Linked DNA regions of Homo sapiens: region 2 is linked to region 1. Evidence: chromatin contacts called from ENCODE Hi-C or POLR2A ChIA-PET data. All regions are on one chromosome and are shown on one strand. Each heading gives the region's core, a stretch centred on a gene start or an enhancer-like site at or near the end of the contact. The rest is flanking DNA. Distances are from core to core; before and after follow the strand shown. Region 1 overlaps INPP4B (inositol polyphosphate-4-phosphatase type II B). Region 2 overlaps INPP4B (inositol polyphosphate-4-phosphatase type II B).

Region 1 (4,981 bases), core at 164-2,663:
TGTCACTTCCCTAATATAATTATCTGAAAATTATCAGTTTATTTTTAAAATACTATGCATAAATTTATGATGAAAATAACTAGTTGAAAGAAAAATAAGATGTTCCATCATGTTGTTAGCAGCATGCCTCAAAGGCAGGAACCTACCCAACAGATACGATTTAATAAACTGTGCAATAGAATTTAAATCAGTTATATAATGCTCATTAAGACAATGACAGTGCTCTATCCAACAGAGCACTAAGTTACTACAATCAAATCTTAGTTGTCAGGCATAATGCTTGAAGGAAATAAAAATATTTTACCCCAAAATATACTTATTTGGCATATTTTAAGATGGATATCCAGAGGGCTACAAATTCCCCTCAACCCCTATAGGCTCAAGGCAGTGTTTCTTATCTTGATGTGGGATCTCAAGGGAAAGGCGGGCCAGGATAATCCAAAACCTAGACACTGTGGATCAGATGACAGATCAAGTTCAAGGAGAGCCAGCTGGGACTAGGAGAATTAGACAGGTGCCCCTGGATTGAGCAAGAAAATGTTGAGTATTGACAAAGTTATCAGACGAGGAAAGGTTAGAAAGGTCCCAGGAGCCTAGAAGGGCAGTGTTTACAGTCCAGGAAGTCAAATAATGACACCAGCATATTCGATGGATTAAGGCACACTCTGATTCTAAAACAGATCATTTCCTCTGTGCCCTTTTCCATGTGTCTGATAAGACAGAGAGTGTGCCTGGTCCTACTAGCATTTATACCATCCTCAAGGGGCCAGAAAGCCCCAGGAGAACTTTCCAAGAGATCCTCATGCAACAACCCACCTTGTTCCATAACTGTGCCCAGCAGCTCAAGGGAACAATTATAAACAAGGATACCACCCCCAAAGAGTAATAAAATCTAGCTGAGGGGACAAAATATACACAAACATCAGTGCAAGGCACTAACTGACCCAGGCTGTAATTCTGTGGTACAGATACTCCCTTTCCCCACCCCAGCCCTGACATCTGTCTCCTACACAAACTACACCTTCAGTGCTTGCCCAACTTTGTTGCTTACTTCACTGCTTACACCCACTTAAACTGGGTCATCCTGGCATCTGCAGTGCCCACTCAACCCTGCGTCCCTCTGCCTTGCCATCAGCTACTACTTATGTTGTTCTCCAAACATTTCAAAACCAGGCACTACACAGCCATCGACTTCTGATCCTAATTCACCATGTCCTTTACAGCCAGCCAGTAGAGAGGCTCAGTAAGAGGGCAAATTGGATAACACCAAGGCTGTCCAAGAAAAGCAGGTTTATAGTTCCATTCTTTTATTGTAAAATTACTTATTAAATTACTTCCCTTTGCATGTTTTACTTGTTTTTATAACAGTGCTTTCCTCTAGCAAGGAAGTAGATAAAACCACAGTGTGCAGCCCCGCACACTCCACTGTATGTGTTTATTCTTAGAATGGTAAGTCAGAGAGAGTGGAACACTGGCAAGCTTTCACCTGCTTTTAGTTTAAAAGGATGTCAGTTACAGTTTATTATCCCAATGATGCATTTTTAAAAATTCTTACAATCATATTATATACATGTGATGTTGATGTCAATCATAAGCAGCCTAAGTTACATTGTTATTAAAATTACCTGTTGTACAATGCTTCATATTTTCCAGGAAAAGGAGACATTTAAATTATATGGTTTTGGTGAAAACACATCGGTAACTGAACATGGGATGAACAACCTCTATATCATTCTCCCTTTTAATACTGTTAGGCTTTCCCCAACCCACACCAATGCCATCAACCTTGCTCCCAGAAAAGCTACCTAAATTCTCTGAGTTGCCATTCATAAAAACAGAGTCTGGGATCAACTGTGAAAGTGAATTATATACATGAGTGAATAAATCAAAATAATACTCTAACGAAATAGGTAAGCCAAGTTTATTGTTTCTGGCAGTAGGCTTTAACCATGTGATAATGTTCTGTTGATTTTCTCTTAAAAATGTCATCCAATTACATAAAACTGTCAATCAATCTTAATCAAACAAGATTTGGACAATGGATTCTTGCTGGGCTTTTCTATATGATTAAACGATAGGAACTTATTTGCTTTATTACTTTATATGGCCAAAGCATATACTGGAAACCTACAAGAAAAACAGGAGACAAAGGTGAGCTACAAGCAAGGAACTGAAGAAAATGCAGCCATGGAAATTTCCCAATATCATGAGTTATTCAGATTTCCAAGCTGGATCAAGTAGAAATCCTAGAACATGAGGCATGGGTAAAAGTTCTTAAATAGGGCCAAGACATTACAAATCCCTTTCTAGGCCATGACTTACTTAAATCACATTTTGTTCCTGTATTCATATGTAAATAACAATAATAATAAAATCCTTATCAGATAAACTCAGAGTTTTAAAGACTACATTTGAGAATTTCAAATTCCTAGAATACTGAATATTTAACAAAACAAGGGCTATAATTTAAGGTTAGCTTCTTATAATATGAAACATGCTTGAATTTAAAAAGAGTATAATGCAAGAAGACTGGCTGTGAAAATTTTAAAATTCTAATCTGCTTATAAAACACTCAAGCTGAAATAAATCTTGGCTGTAATTAAGATAAGTAACCACAGCTATAGGGCTACTGTTAGCATGAACATGCCCTTACCAGTAAGAGAAAACAATTAAGTTACAGATCTTACAAGTTATAAACAATTTTTTTCTGAAACAAATCCATCATTTTTATTGATTTGAAATCAATAGAGTTTTCATAAATTATTTCTCATAGAAAAAAAGACATACGAGATTAATTTTTAAATCTTAGCACTGAAAGGGTAGGTCACCATTTCTCCTTCCAGTGTTATTCTTGTCATAACTATTTGAGATTTCAATATCCACAGATATGATCTTGCCTTTTGTCTTAAATGATTGTCTCCACTTTATTAGGACTATTCATTTTCATTACCAGACCCTAGATCTTGTCACTACCAATATCTGGACTTTCTGCAGATCTCAATCACAAGCATCTCATTTCCTAATTTTTCTAACTCCCATTCTGTGTCCAACAATCTTTAAGCTGCATCAGGGTCTACTGAGGAATCTGGGTTTTGGCTAAAAACCTACTGTGATCTTTCAGGCCTAACCCCAGGCAGTTACAAAGACTTTTCCTGGCAGACCTGAACTACCTTCCTCATACCAGACTTGGTGTGCAGCTAGTGCATTGCTGAAAGGAGTTGCAGTCACAGACTCAAGCCCCCAGGGCTGGCCATGCTCTTATGCATATCCGTGTTCTTAGCTCAGCAAGAAGGCCTTCAGGAACCTCTGCTAAGAACTTATCATTTGGAGGAGCTGAAGGGGAACCTTGAAGACACTTTTCTCCACTCTAGCTCAATAATTTTTTACTCCTACCCCTTCCTTTTCACCCTTTTCCCTGGGCCCCTAGTATATAAAACTAAAGGAGACTTTTGTTCAAGACTCCCTCAGCAGTAAAGCAATTCCCCACATGTATTGATTCACTTGACCCTCAGATATCCAGTACTGTTTCACGGGTAAAATGGACAGAGGTGGTGCATGGGTGGGGTGGAAGTGGGAAGTGGTAGAGACAGTGGTCAGAACTTTCTCTGGTTTAGCTTCTTGCTTATACTATCACAGTGAGTGATTAAATGTTAGAGCACTATTTCATTGTGGTTTATTGTCATAATCAGCTATTCTGAAGCATGGTAGCACAGCACAGCTCTCTCCAGCTCAGCTTGGCCCCTGACATCTACAATCCATTGTACAACCACCTTTTCAATATACCTTCCCTCCTCATGTCCTCATTTCCATTCTTATCCAGCTTAAATGTCATGGTTGTTTATTGCATTCAGCCATATCTTTATACCTCAAACTACCATGACTCTCTTGTGCTTCATTATGCTCACTTGGGAAAATCATGAGCTTGGTAATCACAGAGCTTGGTAAATCACAGAGCTCCACCTACTCTGTCCTTTTACCTGTGTGGTTGAATGTGTCTGGAGAAAATCCCATAACCATACTGGCCAGCGTTGCTTTATATCCATGATCTTTATCTTCAATGGCAAATATATTATACATCCCTGATCCATTCACTCATGCATATACCTCAAATTCTATTAAATACTTTTGTCTCCTATTAAACATCTGACACCCCCTCCATCTTTATGTCTCTCTGACACTGTGCTTCCTATTTCAGTAAGAAAATATAAGCAACTGGAAGATATGCAAGCTCCCATCAAAAGGTATGCAATATCTAGACCCTTTTAACAACCTCATCTGCACTTGTATATCTTGCCTCTTCTCCATCATTGTGAGTCAACTCTATATGCATTTGTCTAAAACTAACTCCAATTTATACTAAATCTCAACTCCTCTTGCCTACTCAAGGGCATCATTTTAGCATTTTTTTTCTACAGTTTTCCCCTCTCCACCAGTTCTTTTTCATCAGCATACAAACAATCTATTACTTCTCCCATCTTAAAAGAACAAAACAAAAAAATTTTATTCAGCAACCACCCTCTTTCTCTCTCTCCCTGTATAGTAAAGCATCTTACTAGATTTGCCTATACTCATGGTTTTCAAATTTTCTTCTCCAATCCTTTCTTGAAACCATTCCAATCAAGCTTTGGGACTCATCACTTTATCAAAAGTCTGATGATGCCAAGTAGTATCTTCTAAAACCGCAACAGGGAGAAAAAAAACCTAGTGTCACAATAAATGAGGAATTTGAACAATACATGGATATGGGTAATAATAAACTTTTTATTATTTACAATGAAGGCACCAAATTTAACTTAAATAATGAGAGCACTAGTTGGACACATTTTATGGCTTCTCTTTTCCATAAATTCACAGTACTGAGTTGAATATGGTTTTTATAATTCTTTTTTGTGCTGTATCTTGTATTCCTTCAACTCAATCTATAGGAATTGAAGATGAAACCAGTCAATCAGATTCCTATAGAATTGTACTTATTTCCATC
Region 2 (4,814 bases), core at 1,148-3,647, 350 kb before region 1:
AAAGCAACATTGCTCCAAGGCTGCAAACTAGAACAGGCTCAACTCAGAGCAATGATTGTCTAAAATGTCCCTAGTGAACAATTTGAAGGAAGAGTCCTTCCCTCTATAGCCACAGAAGGTTATCAGAGCAAAACCTTATCTGTCATAAGACTCCCCAGATATCAAGTTCAGTGAGTGCCTAATCCCAGGAGCTGTTCTGCTGGAGGGAAAAGTGATTTCAGGCACTTCGCAGCCAGCTCAGTGCAGGGGGCTGGAGGATGATGTTATGGGAAGCTGGTATTTACAGCTCAGCCTTGCCAGCACCAATGAGGAAGAGTGTTGGAGCAGATGTTAGTTTTCCAGTATTTTTACACTCCTTTGGAAAGAGAGATTTCTTATTTCTCTTCCAAATTTCTATCACATTTGCCTGTTTATTAGATACTGCTACATAGTCTGTTTAGTAGCCAAGATCATCATGGCAATGGTCATTTATTTACAATCTAAGCTAAAATAAATTAACTTGAGTCAATTATCAGCAATCTGTCTTAACTTAGATACTGTATAAACTTTAACACCACAGAAGATAGGTCATTGTCAGCATACTTCTTTTTATTTCCCCCCAGAGAATAAGGACAACTGATATACGAGAGATAAAAGAAATATTATGAATTACTTTCCAAATGAGTGGAAAGAAAGATAATGTAAAAGGGATGCTTCATTTTTGTCTGTATTGCATGTAGTACTCTCTCTTTGTAAGTTAGATGCTTAGGAAGAAAGATCTACTTTATTATAGTAGCTTAGCACTAAGTGGTCCTCTAAGAGAATCAAAGTCCAACCACTCTCTTAGCAAATAGTTTGAAACTGGAGAATGATTTAGATGTAAGTAGAATCTCATTGATCAGCTTTTCCATTTTCTTGCAAAGGTGAAGAATGTTTCAGTTTAATATAAAATACAGGCCTTTTTTGACATCAATAATTTATGAAAATAAAATATTTTATGAAGATTTCCTATATATCCACAAAATACTCTTCTCTTTGAAACAGAAATTTTGTGAAAAGGAAGAATGTTAATCACTATCTGAATGTAATATCAAGAGCTGTTCTCATAAAAGGCACATCTTTAGATTCTTTCCCTCCCCAAGAATCAAAGAATCACACATGAGCTTATTTGTCAGCTATAGTTTTTAAAATAGACAAAGCAAGAATTTTATGCTCAAGTAATTCCAGATCTTTCTGAAACCAATACTGTCAGATAAGTTGTAAAAAAAAAAAAATCCATCATTACTGCCACTATCAAACCACTGAATATCTGTTTATTCTCTTTAATGTATGACAGAGATAAAGAGTTTTCTAAAAAGGTACTCTATTGCCTTAAAAATAGTCTTGCTTTAGGACACAGACTATTATCACCACAATCAAAGCTACCTCTTCGGCGCTTAGAATGCAATAAGACATAAGAAAGAAAATTACCATGAGATATGAGGCTGAAGAACTTGAATTGTATGTTGCTTTCCACTATTAAGAACAGTCTGCACTATTAGCCTTTCTCTGAGTGTTCAGAGATGTAATTTGTAATGGTACTTCAAGAACATATTGTATGTCCTTGCTTTATTTGAGCAAAAAAATAGAAATCGAATCATTGTTGTACCATTTTCTCTTCAATAATTGCTGTCCATGTTGCAGTTGTCACTTCTATATGATAATTTAAAGATAAGTCAGAGTGTATAATGCATAATATTCAACCTCTCTCTTCTTGGTGATCATTCTTCCAATTATTTTCTTTGGTAAAACAAAAAACTAAGACCTACATCAGTTTTCCTTACACACCACCAATACTAATGTAATTCAAATTCTCACCACATTTCCCCTTCCCCTAGGTTTACCTCATTCTGCATTAATGTTCTAATCCTTACTTTACTATAGCAGAATAAGTATATTATTCATAAACCATTGAGCCTCAACCAAAAGGCCTCGTGTGGTGTAAATTTCAAGTACCCTGCTATTGGTAAGATATTTTACAACACAGAAGTCATTTAAGAATGTCTAAGCCACTGTTATTTTCCAAGATTTAAAAGAGCAAAAATGTTAATGAAAATAAAATTCTACCTTTACACTGCAAAATTATACTTTACTTTTGTCTACATTGGAAAGCATTTTACATAAAGCTGTGCAAGAAATTATCTCTCAGCTCCAAATCTATTTGTCCATTCTGTAAACTTCATTGTGATGCTATGGCTGAGACTCTCAAAACCATGTTTATCCTGACTCTGATGGCTCTATGTTAGGCTCTTCTAACAGGGAGCCCAGATGGAAACTGAAAAGCCTGGTGAAGAAAGAAGAAATATTGTTTTCCTATGGGCTAGCTGACTGCCTGCTATTCCTAACAGCATCACCCTAGCTGTTTTGTTTGCCCAAGGAGCAGCTGCTCCTTCCTGTAATAGCAGCTGAAACCAGTTTGCAATACTTCCAACATTTGCAGTACTATTGCATGGCTTTCAGAGATACTAGAGCTAGCCTGACCCATGTTCCCTCTGCAGAATGAATTTCAGGTCTATGGGTCTTGTCCAAGTTCACCATTAGTGGGATAAATTTCAGCTCTACTAGTCCTTTCCTCCAAGATCTAAGTTTTAATAACTCCAAAGTCTTCTCTCTATTCCCTACCTCTAGAGCTGGAAGCTGCATCCTACAGTTGCCACTTCTGTGATTATTTGTAGTTCTCTTTTACCCTTTCATTGATTTTATTAACAACAATCTTATATCTAGTTAACAGTTACTTACATTTAATATCTATGTTCAAATAACTGGCGTGGTTTCTGTTCCCTGATGGACCCTGATTGATTCAATCACCCTATAGGGGCTGTTAGAGAAAGCATTTTTGTCCCCATTTCAGAAAGGGTAACATTTTGTTAATCACTTGATAAGAGAAAAACCTGGGACTTGGACTCAGTTATCAAATCCATTTATAGCACCTTTTCCATAGAAACTACTTCCTTTTGGACACTGAATAAAATTCTTCTCCTAAATGCTCTACATATCCAGTCAAGAAACGTAGAAAATAAATAAGTTGGCCAAGATGAACATGGCTATTAAAGTCAGATCTTTTGTACAAAGCCCCAGCTTAATTTTCACATCAAGGCTCTTCAATTTCAATAATTTCTAATAGTATTAAGAGTTGGGGTTAAAATGTATTGTTATTCTTGTAGTATAATAAATGGTCATGATCTGTTAAATGTGAGCACATTGAAGAATGCCAAAACAATACTTGTGAGCTCATTATTTCCTATATAGTTTTAAAAGTGGAACTGAAAAAGCAAAAGCAAAATACTAAATGTAATATAGCTCTCTTTTACATTTGCTTGCTGCCAGATATTCTATAAATATAAAAACAGATCTCGGAAGCTGCTGTTTAGAATATAAGTAATGAATTTCCTGATGGGGTGTTCAGTAAAATTTTCCAGACATGAGCTTTCTTCCTCTGGTTGGCCAAATAGTGTGTTTTTCCCTCCTGTCTGCCCAGCGAATGTGTTTCTAAAGACCGCTTTGTGTTCCTGAAAATCACAGGAATTCCTGTATAGTACAACGAAGGCCCTGGCAGCAAAGCCTAATCAAGTTGAAGAAAGCACCACAAATACTTCCCAAATGGCTTTCTTCCACAATTGGCAGTATTAAGACAACAAAAGAAAGTGAAAACAAAGGCTACAAAAATAATACATCAACTTTCCTTCTTCTCTCCTCATTTGCTTCCAGGTCCTCAAGACTGAAACACACACACATAGATTAAAAGTACAATTATATCTGTAGTACCTATCATATTCTGTATGATGTGAAAATGATATTTGTAATTATAAATTAATATATATCATATATATATATTACTTTTCTACACCAAAAATATTCCCAACCCATATGTGTACATGTCTTACCAGGAGTTTAACAAATTCACTTGCTACTTTAATATAATAGGATCATACTTCAGCTCCCTTTTGGGGGTTTATGGCACACCACTAACAGAGAACAAAGTAAGAAATGAGAAAAACAGAAACCCTTCCACCTCTCTAATTACATTTTGTTAATTAAACACCTATGAAAGTGTAAACACTCATTCTTATAAACTGAATATTATCAGGATTTGCCTTGAGAAATTCATGGTAAATATTATAACAGCATCCGAATTGCCTGTACTTATTACTGAATACAGCCTGTTGTGTAGGAGGCAATATCCTATAAAAGTCACATGCTACGTTATCCATGGAAACTTTAGCTGATGACAAGTGGCCTATTCAGTTACAAATATAGTCACTTAGAAATATAGGGTGGTGTTTTTTCAGCTCACTACCCATATAACTAAACTCCTGTCACTTGACTTTAGAGATTATCTGTATTTTGGAACATAGAAGCCCAATGTGCTACCACCGAGGATAAAAGGTAAAAGGTAAAAAGCATTAAAAGGTAAAAAGCCACTAAATGCGTACTTTTTAAAAGTCCATTATAAAAAACGATGTCTTCAACCTTTTATTAATGAGGCGCAGCTGTGAATAGTCTACTTTCATCTTATTAAAACGTCTACAGGTAATGAATAGAGAGCGTGATAATATATTCCTCAGGAAAGTTTCAAGACTTTGAAAACAGAACCTTATATTGCAATGCTTTCTAAGTTGCAAGCATAAATATTAGCCTCTAGGGGGAGCGCTAGGCTCTTCCCCTTAGATTTTCTAAATGCTAAGTCAAGAAAAGAGGAAAAAATTCCATTCCCCTAAGAGAGAATGATCCAACTGGTCAGATTCCAGGACATTGATTGGACCATGTTTTGTGGGACTGAAGCTTTCAGAAGTTTT

The links. Hi-C counts contacts between places; a loop is a spot of excess contacts on that map. ChIA-PET counts read pairs that join two places held with the same protein, here RNA polymerase II (POLR2A). Pooled maps may share reads with other maps.
Region 2: a loop to region 1 is called in a pooled map, with 2.5 times the contacts of the local background. The contact joins two enhancer-like sites. A Hi-C loop is called at or near these places in 3 of 168 maps with a recorded cell type or tissue (CD4-positive, alpha-beta T cell, CD4-positive, alpha-beta memory T cell and pancreas) and 7 of 50 pooled maps. POLR2A ChIA-PET finds 5 or more read pairs at or near these places in 11 of 52 experiments (CD4-positive, alpha-beta T cell, CD4-positive, alpha-beta memory T cell, CD8-positive, alpha-beta T cell and 7 more).

What each region holds. Positions count from the first base shown.
Region 1 is chr4:142,695,523-142,700,503 of GRCh38, forward strand. The region is part of intron 2 of INPP4B (inositol polyphosphate-4-phosphatase type II B); the gene reads right to left. Among named protein-coding and RNA genes, the nearest start is that of INPP4B, 150 kb to the right of the region's middle. Within about 2 kb of position 1,414, at least 2 of the 41 ENCODE cell types and tissues checked have a DNase peak (open chromatin) inside an H3K27ac peak, as active enhancers do.
Region 2 is chr4:142,348,654-142,353,467 of GRCh38, forward strand. All of the region lies in intron 7 of INPP4B (inositol polyphosphate-4-phosphatase type II B), which reads right to left. Among named protein-coding and RNA genes, the nearest start is that of INPP4B, 500 kb to the right of the region's middle. Within about 2 kb of position 2,398, at least 4 of the 41 ENCODE cell types and tissues checked have a DNase peak (open chromatin) inside an H3K27ac peak, as active enhancers do.